Regions from separate parts of the Mus musculus genome. Here region 1 is linked to region 2. Evidence: chromatin contacts called from ENCODE Hi-C or POLR2A ChIA-PET data. All regions are on one chromosome and are shown on one strand. Each heading gives the region's core, a stretch centred on a gene start or an enhancer-like site at or near the end of the contact. The rest is flanking DNA. Distances are from core to core; before and after follow the strand shown.

The links. A loop is a pair of places that touch in the nucleus more often than their neighbours do. ChIA-PET counts read pairs that join two places held with the same protein, here RNA polymerase II (POLR2A).
Region 1: a map of heart shows a loop between it and region 2 (4-fold over the local background). The contact joins the enhancer-like site here to the promoter of Ube2b in region 2. A Hi-C loop is called at or near these places in 1 of 37 maps with a recorded cell type or tissue (heart). POLR2A ChIA-PET finds 5 or more read pairs at or near these places in 3 of 5 experiments (Patski and embryonic stem cell).

The regions. Positions count from the first base shown.
Region 1 is chr11:51,913,294-51,918,187 of GRCm38, forward strand. No RefSeq gene overlaps it. Among named protein-coding and RNA genes, the nearest start is that of Gm39822, 18 kb to the left of the region's middle. Within about 2 kb of position 3,502, at least 3 of the 3 ENCODE cell types and tissues checked have a DNase peak (open chromatin) inside an H3K27ac peak, as active enhancers do; they include heart, where a contact is called at or near this core.
Region 2 is chr11:51,997,694-52,002,445 of GRCm38, forward strand. Ube2b (ubiquitin-conjugating enzyme E2B) reads right to left here and starts at 2,798. Exons shown (of 6, transcript NM_009458.5): 1 at 2,600-2,798; 2 at 125-205. The coding sequence starts at 2,643. It also overlaps a transcript of Cdkl3 not described here.

The DNA of each region.
Region 1 (4,894 bases), core at 2,252-4,751, 84 kb before region 2:
AGAGCATGGCAGCAGACATGTAGGCATGGTGCTGGAGCAGTAGCTGAGGGCTTACATCAGATCCACAAGCATGAGTCAGAGAGAGCGAGAGGCCTACTGGGAATGATGGAGGCTTTTGAAACCTCAAAGCCCACTCCCAGTGACATACCTCCTCCAACAAGGCCACACCTCCTAATCCTTCCCAAACATTTCCACCAACTGCAGTGGGTGGGGGTCAAGCACTCACATACGTGGGCTTATGGGCACCATTCTTATTCCAAACATCCCAGTTGACCTTTTCTCATCAGTTAAACCCTCCTAGAAATTGCCTCAAAGATCTACCCAAGGGTATTCCAAATCCAGTCATGTTGAGAATGAAGACTGACCAAGACCGCCTTCCCATATACACACACTTACTACCTGCTAAAGTTTCCATTCTACAGCCCCTTCCCTGGTGCTCTGGGCACTACCAGAAGCCCCAAGAGATGCTTCAGGGGTAACTTAAGTCTTCACTCTCTTTTCTCTGCAGCTTGTCTAGACACCCTCTGCCGCCCCCCAAGCAGAGGCACAGGTCCTAGTGGTGTCACCCTATCTCATCAAGGAACCCCTGGGCAATGTACCCCCAGCTGCCTTACTGAAGTGAAGAGAGCTTGACATCAGAGGTCAGCCTTGGCCCATGCTTTTCATGGATTTACATGTGAAGCCTTGCCGGGCCTAGCTTAGGCTATGTCTTGGTAGAAGAATCAACTCTATATACAGCCTCAAGCCACACCCCCTGCCATAGTCTACAACCTCAGATTAGTATGTATCTACCAAGACCACTGGTTCTGCAACATGCAGAAAACTGAGAGCCTTGGATGCTGAATTGGTGACTGGAGCTGAGAAGGAAACTGATGGGGGTGTAGGACCTAGAACTTTTCCAAGTCTGTCAAACTCTTTGTTTGTTTGTTTGTTTGTTTAAGGGTCTCGTGTAGCCCACGTTGACCTCAAATTCACTAGGTAGCCAAAGCTGCCCTTCGACTCCTGATCCTCCTGCCTCTGCTTCCCATGTGCTGGAATCACAGCCATCCTATCACCTACCAGTCTCATTCTTAGCATTCTATTCTTTGTCCCGGCTTTGCCCAGGCTGACACACCTTGGAGGAGGTAGCCGTTGAGTCTGGCTTTCTCAGTGCCTGTGAGTATAGACTCACTCATTCCATCTGGGCCAGAGCCAGCAAGTAAGGCACGTTTACAAATCGGGACTCAAACAAGTTCTAAGGGATTGGGGATTGGGGGTGGGATGGAGAGAGGAGGCTATTTTGTGCTTTTCTGAGGCTGTGACAAAATATCAACCCAAAACAACTTGTCCAGCAAAGAGATTATTTCATCTTACATTTTACAGTCCACCATCAAAGAAAACCAAGATAGGAACTTGGAGAAAGCAACAGAAGCAGAGATCATCGAGGTCTGCTGCTTAGTAGTTGCTTCCCACCTGGCTCGCTCAGCTACTTTTCTTATATAAAACATAGGCCCACCTGCATAGGGATGACACCGCCCACAGTGGGCTGGGCCCTTCCACATTAATTAGTAATCATGAAAATGCTCCACAGGCATGTCCATAGGCCATTCTGATGGAGGCTATTCCTCAATTGAGAATCCCTTTTCCCACAAAAGTGCAGGTTGTCTTAAGGTAACAAAAACAAACTCGAAAAAGGGTCTTCTACATTCAATTCTCTCCTAGAGGACAAAGAGGTTAAAGACTCTGAGAAAGTCAGTAGTAAATGGCCTGTTGGTGTGGGTCATTAGTTTTGTTTTAATTTTATTCATTTATTTATTTTAAGATACTCTCACTGGGTTTCCCTGGCTGGACTGAAACCCTCTATGTAGTCCAGGCTGTCCTTGAACTCACAGAGATTTATTTGCCCCTGCCTCCCATATCATTCTCTGACTAGTTTTGTTTTTGAGACAGAATCAATAGCTAGTGCTGGCCTCAAACTCCCCACATAGTAGGATATAGCTCAGTAATAGGTTTGAACTTCTGACCCTGAGCCTCTGCCTCCCAGATGTTGAGATTGCTGGCTTGAGTCACTGTGCCCATTTTATGCACTGCTGGAATTGAACCCAGGTTCTCCTGCCTTAAGTGTCCTAACAACTGAGGTACATCCCCAGCTATAGATCATTTATCTGTAGAATCCCCTAGCAGTCATCCTCACTGTAAAGTCCTGGGGTTACCCCTGGAGACTTTGGTCACCCTCCCTTCTCCTCCCCCTGAGGGTAGGGTGGGCGTGGGTGGGTGGTGGACAGACACTCCTGTCCTCATTTGAGGATATAAGTTGTCCTGCCCACTGCGGCCTCCACCTGCTGGGGGTACTGAGATCTTTAAATAACCACCAGGGACTCCCCCCTTCTCACACTGTAGCTTGAGTCACCCCAAAAGCTTTCCTTTCCCCCAACATCCCTCTCCAGGGCTTCCTCTCCCATCTGAGTTGCCTCTCTGAGGTCATGGGCACCGCAGACCACATTTGGCAAGAACCTACAGGGAGTGGGACCGCTTCTTGAAGAGCTCTCTCAGAACTGGTGACCCATTGGTCAGCTTCTCTAGCTAGGACTCTACCTCGAACAGAGGAAAGAAACAGGAGACTGAAGGTGGGGACGGGGGTGTGGCGACAACCCAGCACTGGCGTCTGGGAAAAACGAAGAACCTAAGCTGCCTGGATCCCTGAACTTTTTACTCTGTAAATGACAGATGAATGACGTTTCTTATGGAGAAGCCCCTCCCATCTCACCTCCCGCGGTGCTCAATCCCATTCCCCAGAAGGGAACTGGCTATTTCCCAAAACTCAGACACATCCTGGCTGGAGCTGGCTGTGGGCCTGGCACCCCCGGGCAGCTGGGCAGGGCGGGGTGTCCTGGAGAGCCACGGATGGGCCTCACACCCAGGCTGGGCCAGGACACCCAGTCCTTGGCTGAGGCCCAAACCGGCTCTGTTTACAGAATCTGTCAGCCTGGTTCCCCTCCCCCATCCACCACTTCCCCTGGAGTCCTGGGGGCTGGGAGAGGACAGGCGGGGCCAGTGGGAGCCCTAGCCGCCGGCCTCCCCATGAAGGCTCTGATATTCATCTGTTCCTAGCATCCTTTCTTCTGGCGTCCTTCTCTAAGCCTGGAGCAGCACTTCCAACTCTGAGGCAGGTGCATTTCAAGGGGGTTCGGTAGAGACAGAGCTTGCCCCCGAGGGAAGCTGAGATAAGAGGTGCAGAGATAGGCTCGGTGCCCAGCGGTGCCAGGGAGATTCCCAAGGGCTTCCTGGAATTCTCTCTAGACAGAGGAGAATGAGGCTTTCTGCTTCCTCCACACCCCAAACCCGTGGGCCCCTCGGAGCATTTCCAGAATTCCTGGAGGCACCTAGAGCAAAGTGGATTAGCCTGGAGGGTAGATTCGGGACTTTCAGGTCTACGAAGTCCAGTGACGAGGATACCAGGCGAGCCTACATGGTGACTCAGCTCCCGCCAGCAGCAAGGAAGCTCTGCGTCGGAGAGCACCGGGTTGGGGGGGTGGGGGTGGGGATGGGAGGTTGTCTGGACGCCCCGCCCCCTCTGCTCCGGGAAGGCCAGCCCACCACGCCCAGCTTCTCAAACGAACAGCAATTCCCAAGGGTTTTCTTCCTTCTGTGTGAAGTTACTGACAAAAGGCTGGTACTTGCGGAGAACTCTCTGTGATAACTTACCTTCCTTTAGAGATAAGGAAACTGAGGCACAGAGAGTCCAAACTACTGAGTGGCTGGACTGTAGTTTCGAAGCAAAACATCTTTGTCCCAAGTGACACTATGCTAGGTGATAGGGGGTGACCCCCAATGTTATCTTCCTAAAACAGGAACCTGGAGATGCCCGGGGCCTAGGGGCTAACTCTGTTTAAAAATGTGTTATTTTTGACCAGGGTGGTGGCGCTCGCCTTTTATTCCAGCTTTCGGGAAGCAGAGGCAGGTTGATCTCTGAGTTTTAGGCCAGTCTGGTCTACAGGGCAAGTCCCAGGATAATCAGAGCAACATTGAGAAACTCCCTCTCTCTCTCTTTCTCTCTCTCTCTCTCTCTCTCTCTCTCTCTCTCTCTCTCTCTAAAAAAAAAAATCAAAGCTGCAGGAGTGCTTTCTCTAGTCCATTTGCTGACAGCCTGCCTTGGTGTCAGAAGTGCCCCATTCTTGAGTTTCCTCATAGCCTTCTCTATGTTTACAGATTAATCTTTGAGACCTAAGATCTTCTTGTTCAGCAATAGGCCCAGACCCTTAGCTCTTACAGGGGCGGGGTCAAGACTAGGGCAGTGCCACAGAAAGGTAGTGTTAGTCTAGACCTTTCATCCCAGCGCTCTGTAGGTAGAAGCAGGTGAGTATTAGGCTAGCCTGGTCTACATAGTGAGGGGGGAGAGAGAGAGGGTCAGAGAAAGAGACAGAGAAAGAGAAAGACACACAGAGAGACAAGAGAGAGAGACACAGAGAAAGACACACACACACACACACACACAGAGACACAGAGAGAGACAGAGAGAGAGAGAGAGAGAGACTAATTTCCAAATGTTCAAAAAGCAAAATCCAGTGGAGTAGCAGGGCATGGTGGCACACACCTTTAATTCTAGCACTTGGAGGCTGAGGCAGGCAGATCTTTGTGAGTTCAAGGCCAGCCTGGTCTACATAGAGAACTCCAGGCCAACTGAAGCTACACAGTAAGACCCTGTTTTAAAACAAAACAAACAACAAACCACACAAAAGGCACCAATGGGATGAACAGTGTCCCAGGGAAGAAGTGACTCAGAGGGCAGAGAGGAGATGCCCTCTCAGGCCCAGCCCCCTGTGCTATCAGCCAAGCAGTGTCTGCTTGAAAGTGAAGGCTGGTTCTGACAGCTGCAGAGATGGAAACTTTCCCAGACTCTCCCACTTCCATCCCC
Region 2 (4,752 bases), core at 1,548-4,047:
GGAGGCCCAGGGTTCTCAAAAGATGTGTCCCCGCCCCACACAAGTGAGTTTCAGAATCGGCCTCAGCCTCTCTCCCCAGTGCTTATTTACTTACCTTTTCTGAGCAATCCCTAGCTCAACTCACCCAAATATAACTGCATTCCACTGCATGATGTTGTTTTCAGATGGGGCGCCACTGACCCCCACAGGTGGGTCCTCTTGCAATCTAGAAGTCCAGAGTAGTCATTTTCAGAGTTGAACATATAGGCCAGTGAGGTCAGACTCTCCTGAAGCTACTCTGACAGACTAGCTAGACTGACTTGTTATAGTTGGAGCTGAAATGAGTTACGATCTAAATGAATCAACCAGGTTAATATTCGTATTAATACTACCAGATCTGTAAATTCTTCAAACAGCAAGATTTAAGATATGGTCTCTTGAGGAACTCGTTTTCAGAGTACCCTCTTAACCCACTCAAAGTTTACAATTTTAGCAATGAAAAATACTTTTAGATAACCTGCAACTACCAGGTGGTAGTGGTTGTCCACACCTTTGGACCCAACACTTGGGACATAGGTGAGTGAGTTGGAGGCCAGCCTGGTCTACAGAGTGAGTTCCAAAACAGCCAGGGCTACACACACAAAAAACAAACAAACAAACAAAAAAACCCTGTCTCAAAAAACAAAAACCAAACACAACAAAAACTTACAATTTTCGTACCTTAATCATGGAAGGATCTCCAGTCCTAACTACAGACACTACACAACACAAAAATGTAGGAAATCTCTATACACTAAATGACTTAAAAAAACAAAAAACCTCAATTTAACTAGAAAGCAAGTCTTACTTCATGGCCTGTGCTTCAAACAGTGCCTTTCTAAAGTAGTCAGAAGCTCCAGCTAGCTTTTCCAGCAGGCTCTATTTTAAAAACTCTGCTCTCAGGCCAAATATACCTCAGGCCTCCATACAATGCTTTCAACAGACATCATCAGCAATTTCATGTAACCTCAAGATCCTTGGAAAACCACCAAAGGCACCTTGTACTCAACTGGGAGTCAAGTACAGAAATTGCAAAAATGAACAAGAGATAAATAATAATAGATAATGTATTATCCATAATGGAAAGTTTTATTTGTGTATCAGTTACAGAGCTAATCAAATATAGTGACTTCAAGCATTGGGTGACTTTTGCACCAAAAAGGACATCTCTTTGTCTGGCAGATCATTAATAAAAAAAAAAAAAAAAAAAAAACAGCCTGGCAGTAGTGGCGCACGCCTTTAATCCCAGCATTTAGGGGACAGAGGCAAGGGGATTTCTGAGTTCGAGCCAGCCTGGTCTACAGAGTGAGTTTCAGGACAGCCAGGGCTACACAGAGAAAGAAACCCTGTCTTGAAAAACAAAAAACAAACAAAAAAAAAGCAAGCAAACAAACAACAACAAAAACCTGTCCATCTCACAAAGTATGTTGTGATTTTTAAGTGGACACTTGGCAAACTGGTCAACCTCAAGCAGATTAGGTCACTAACAGGACTGAGAGGGACGAATTTACTGCTTCATTCCTCAATTGTGTGGCTAAAATCAGCAACGAATTAAATGATGAAGTTGTCCAGGTCCCAAGACAATAGCTTCCAAATGCCTCATAAAGGGCTTTTTTTTCTCTCTCTCTCATAAAGGGCTTTATAATGGGAAAGTTGAGCAGTTGCTTCCTGAGAGGCAAATCTAAGTTTTTATATTACAGATTTGTCTCAATCACAGCGGGTCTGCCCAGAAAGAAAACTAGTATCTAGTCTACTGTTTCTGCACTTGTACGTTTCCAAGGAGAGGTAAACAACTGGGAGAGGTCATCTTCTTCCTTCAAGCCCCACATTTCCTATAAACCCCTATTTTCCAAAAGGAGGCCCAGGTGGAGTATCAGATTAGCTCCAGTCTGACGGAAGGCATTTTTCCAGGCTGGGGAGGCTATAGATAGGCTTTTATTCCGCGGCCAGATCTTAGTTCCAGAAGGCACTGGCAGGCCAAGTGGCTAGCTCCAGGCCCAGGTTTCCCGAGCCAGTTCTCAAGGTCCTTCCAGGTGGGCGGGGGCAGATCGGGTTTCGGGGGATGGGCTAACCACCTCCGGACCTCGCGCAGCAGACCCCACCCTCACCACTGCAGAAAGGGAGAGATTTGGGGCAGTATTCACCCCAACCTCTCACTACCAACAGGAGATCACGGGGCCCTGTAACAAAGCTGGACTGGTCCGCCAGGCGAGGCCGGAGCCTCAGGAGCAGCTCACTCGCACCACCTGGGGAGGGGACACTGCAGGGTGCAGAGGCGGGAGGTGAAGCGTCTGCATCTGCCCTAGGTGGGCCTCTGGGACACCTAGGCCCAGCGATGGCCACCTTCCTACTTTTGGGGGGGAAGGGCAGGAGGCTGTAGTACCGACCATCTTTACTCCAGACAGAGGGAGGTATGAAGCGAGGGAGTAAGAGCCACCGGGAAGCCGGGACTGCCGTGGGTCCCGCAGGCCCACTGCCCGCCTCCTCAGGGTCACCAGGAGGAAGATATCCGGAATCCCCGCCCTACAGTCCATGGCTTCGGGAAGAGGCCGTCATATTGGGCTAAGACGAGGGCCCTTACCGCTTGAAATCCCGCATGAGCCTCCTACGGGCCGGGGTCGACATGCTCCGCAGCTGCCCCGCGGTCAGTCTGAAAGAAAAGAGTCCCGTTCAGCCCCCCCACCCCCCGGCGCAGCGGCCGAATCACTGTGGGTCGCCGCCGCCACCGAGACTGCACAAACAACCCTGCAATGACGTCTCCCTCCGCCGCCTCCAGATCCCTCCGCCCTCCGCCAGTACCACCGCGGGAGGGGGGAGAGGGGGCGGGGCGAGCGGGCGCGCGCGCCGCACCGGAGGGGCAGAAGGCGGCCTTCCGGGCTTGTTGCTTGCGGGCAACTACGGAGGATCCGCTCCGTGCTCACGCTGAACACGGCCCGGCCCAACGCCCTCGGAGCCCACACGCTACCTCGCCTCGCTCCCCCCGTCGCTAGTTTCAAGTTCGGCCGGACGGGGAGAGAGTGGTGCATCCGGAGCCTGAGATTTCGGAGGAGAGGAGGTGGGGGGGGGGGTGACGTCAAGTCACGTGACCGCCAGCGCCGCTGTCAACAATCCACCCCTGAGGGGGAGGGAGCGAAGTATCTAGAACCACGTGTGCCTGTGACGCCATCAGAGCAGGTCACGTGATGGCCTAGCCTGGCTCTGGTTTCAGGTCTAACAAAGCAGGTCCTTGAGTATAAGGAGTTGACACCTCTAGTCATACATTATTCTTTTGGTCCCAAAGTACTGGGGCTTTGCAAAAGGAGACATTGTGGAAGGAGCCGCTTGCATTCTGAGTCTTTTAAAACGGAACAACAAAAAAAAAATCTGGACTTAATTCTGTGTTTCAAGTGGCTTAGCAACTCTGGTACGTGGGACAGGTACTGAAAGTGTGGCAAAGCCTTGTAATGAACGGCTTTGAATGCTAGGTCGGTGCAAATGAGATGGGATTAAGGGCATTTGCATCAATAGCCTGTTCCTGCTAATGGAATTTCCATACTTAGAATTTATACAGAAATGAGAGTGGAATAGATTGCCCAAACCTTAAAGACTCCATCTATGGAGTCTTTGAATTGGAATCTGTGAATTTGCCTGCGGTGGGGCACAATTGTGTTTTTCAAGAAGTGAGTGGGTGTGATTTTAGAGCATATCAATGCTGCTGGTTGTCAAAGAAACCTACAAAAATGATTCAGATCAGGGGAGAGATCCTGCAGACATGGGTGGGAGTTAGAGCTCGACTCTGAGGTAACTCATTACAAGCTTTATACAATAGCAAAGAGGGACCAAATGGACCGGAAGTGCGGTGTGGGGGGTTGATTCATAGCCGATTCCCGAAGCATTGACCACCACAGCCCCCAGCTGGCTCCTGGAATTTCCGTGCTCAGCTTCTAGCCCTGTATTGGGGATTTGTTAGTTCTAGGGACCGGAACAGTGTAGTAGATGCGGAATTCTTTAACTCAAGAAGGGGGAAGCGCATGAGACTCCACTGCTCACTCTTTCACATGGTTCCATGAAACCAGGAAGGGTTAACCTTTTTCACTGTCCTTATCCCTTCTTCCTTCAAACAATTCTCTTGATTTAAAATGACCTTGAGAACCCAGCGTCTTGGTGCATCCTGCCAATCCCACCATTCGGAGAGTGGAAAGGATCAGGAGTATAAGGCTAGCCTCAGTGAAGCAGGATGGTAGCCACCCTAGGCAGCCTGAGCGTCTCATCCCTCCCCGCCAAAAAGTAACCTTGAGGATTGTCAGGTATGTCTTACTCTTGATAGCCGCTGCTGTGTCCTCACAATGTGACTAAGCTAAAAGTTAAATATTCTTACCTTTACGTTTCTTCTCTTTGAGTTATTCCGTAGAACCCCAGGGCCTTAGGTAGCCCTGTAAAATGTTATTGAAAAGGATGCAGCGCACAAGCACAACTCCAGCACTGGGTAGACAGGGGACTAGAGGTCTGCAAATTCCACCGCACCTAGAGTTGGGAGAGACCTTGTCTTGGGGGAAAACAGGCTTTTTAAATCCCCTGGGCCGGTAACAAGTGCCTGGGCTTTTTTAAATTTCCGTCCAGCCATACCAATGTTAATCTTCCTCATGATCAAGAAATACATAGAGTGAAATGGCAGACGCTTTTTAAAAATCTCATTCTGTTGCTTATCTAGCAATTTATTACTTTAAAAAATGGACGGGATAGTTTTTAATATCC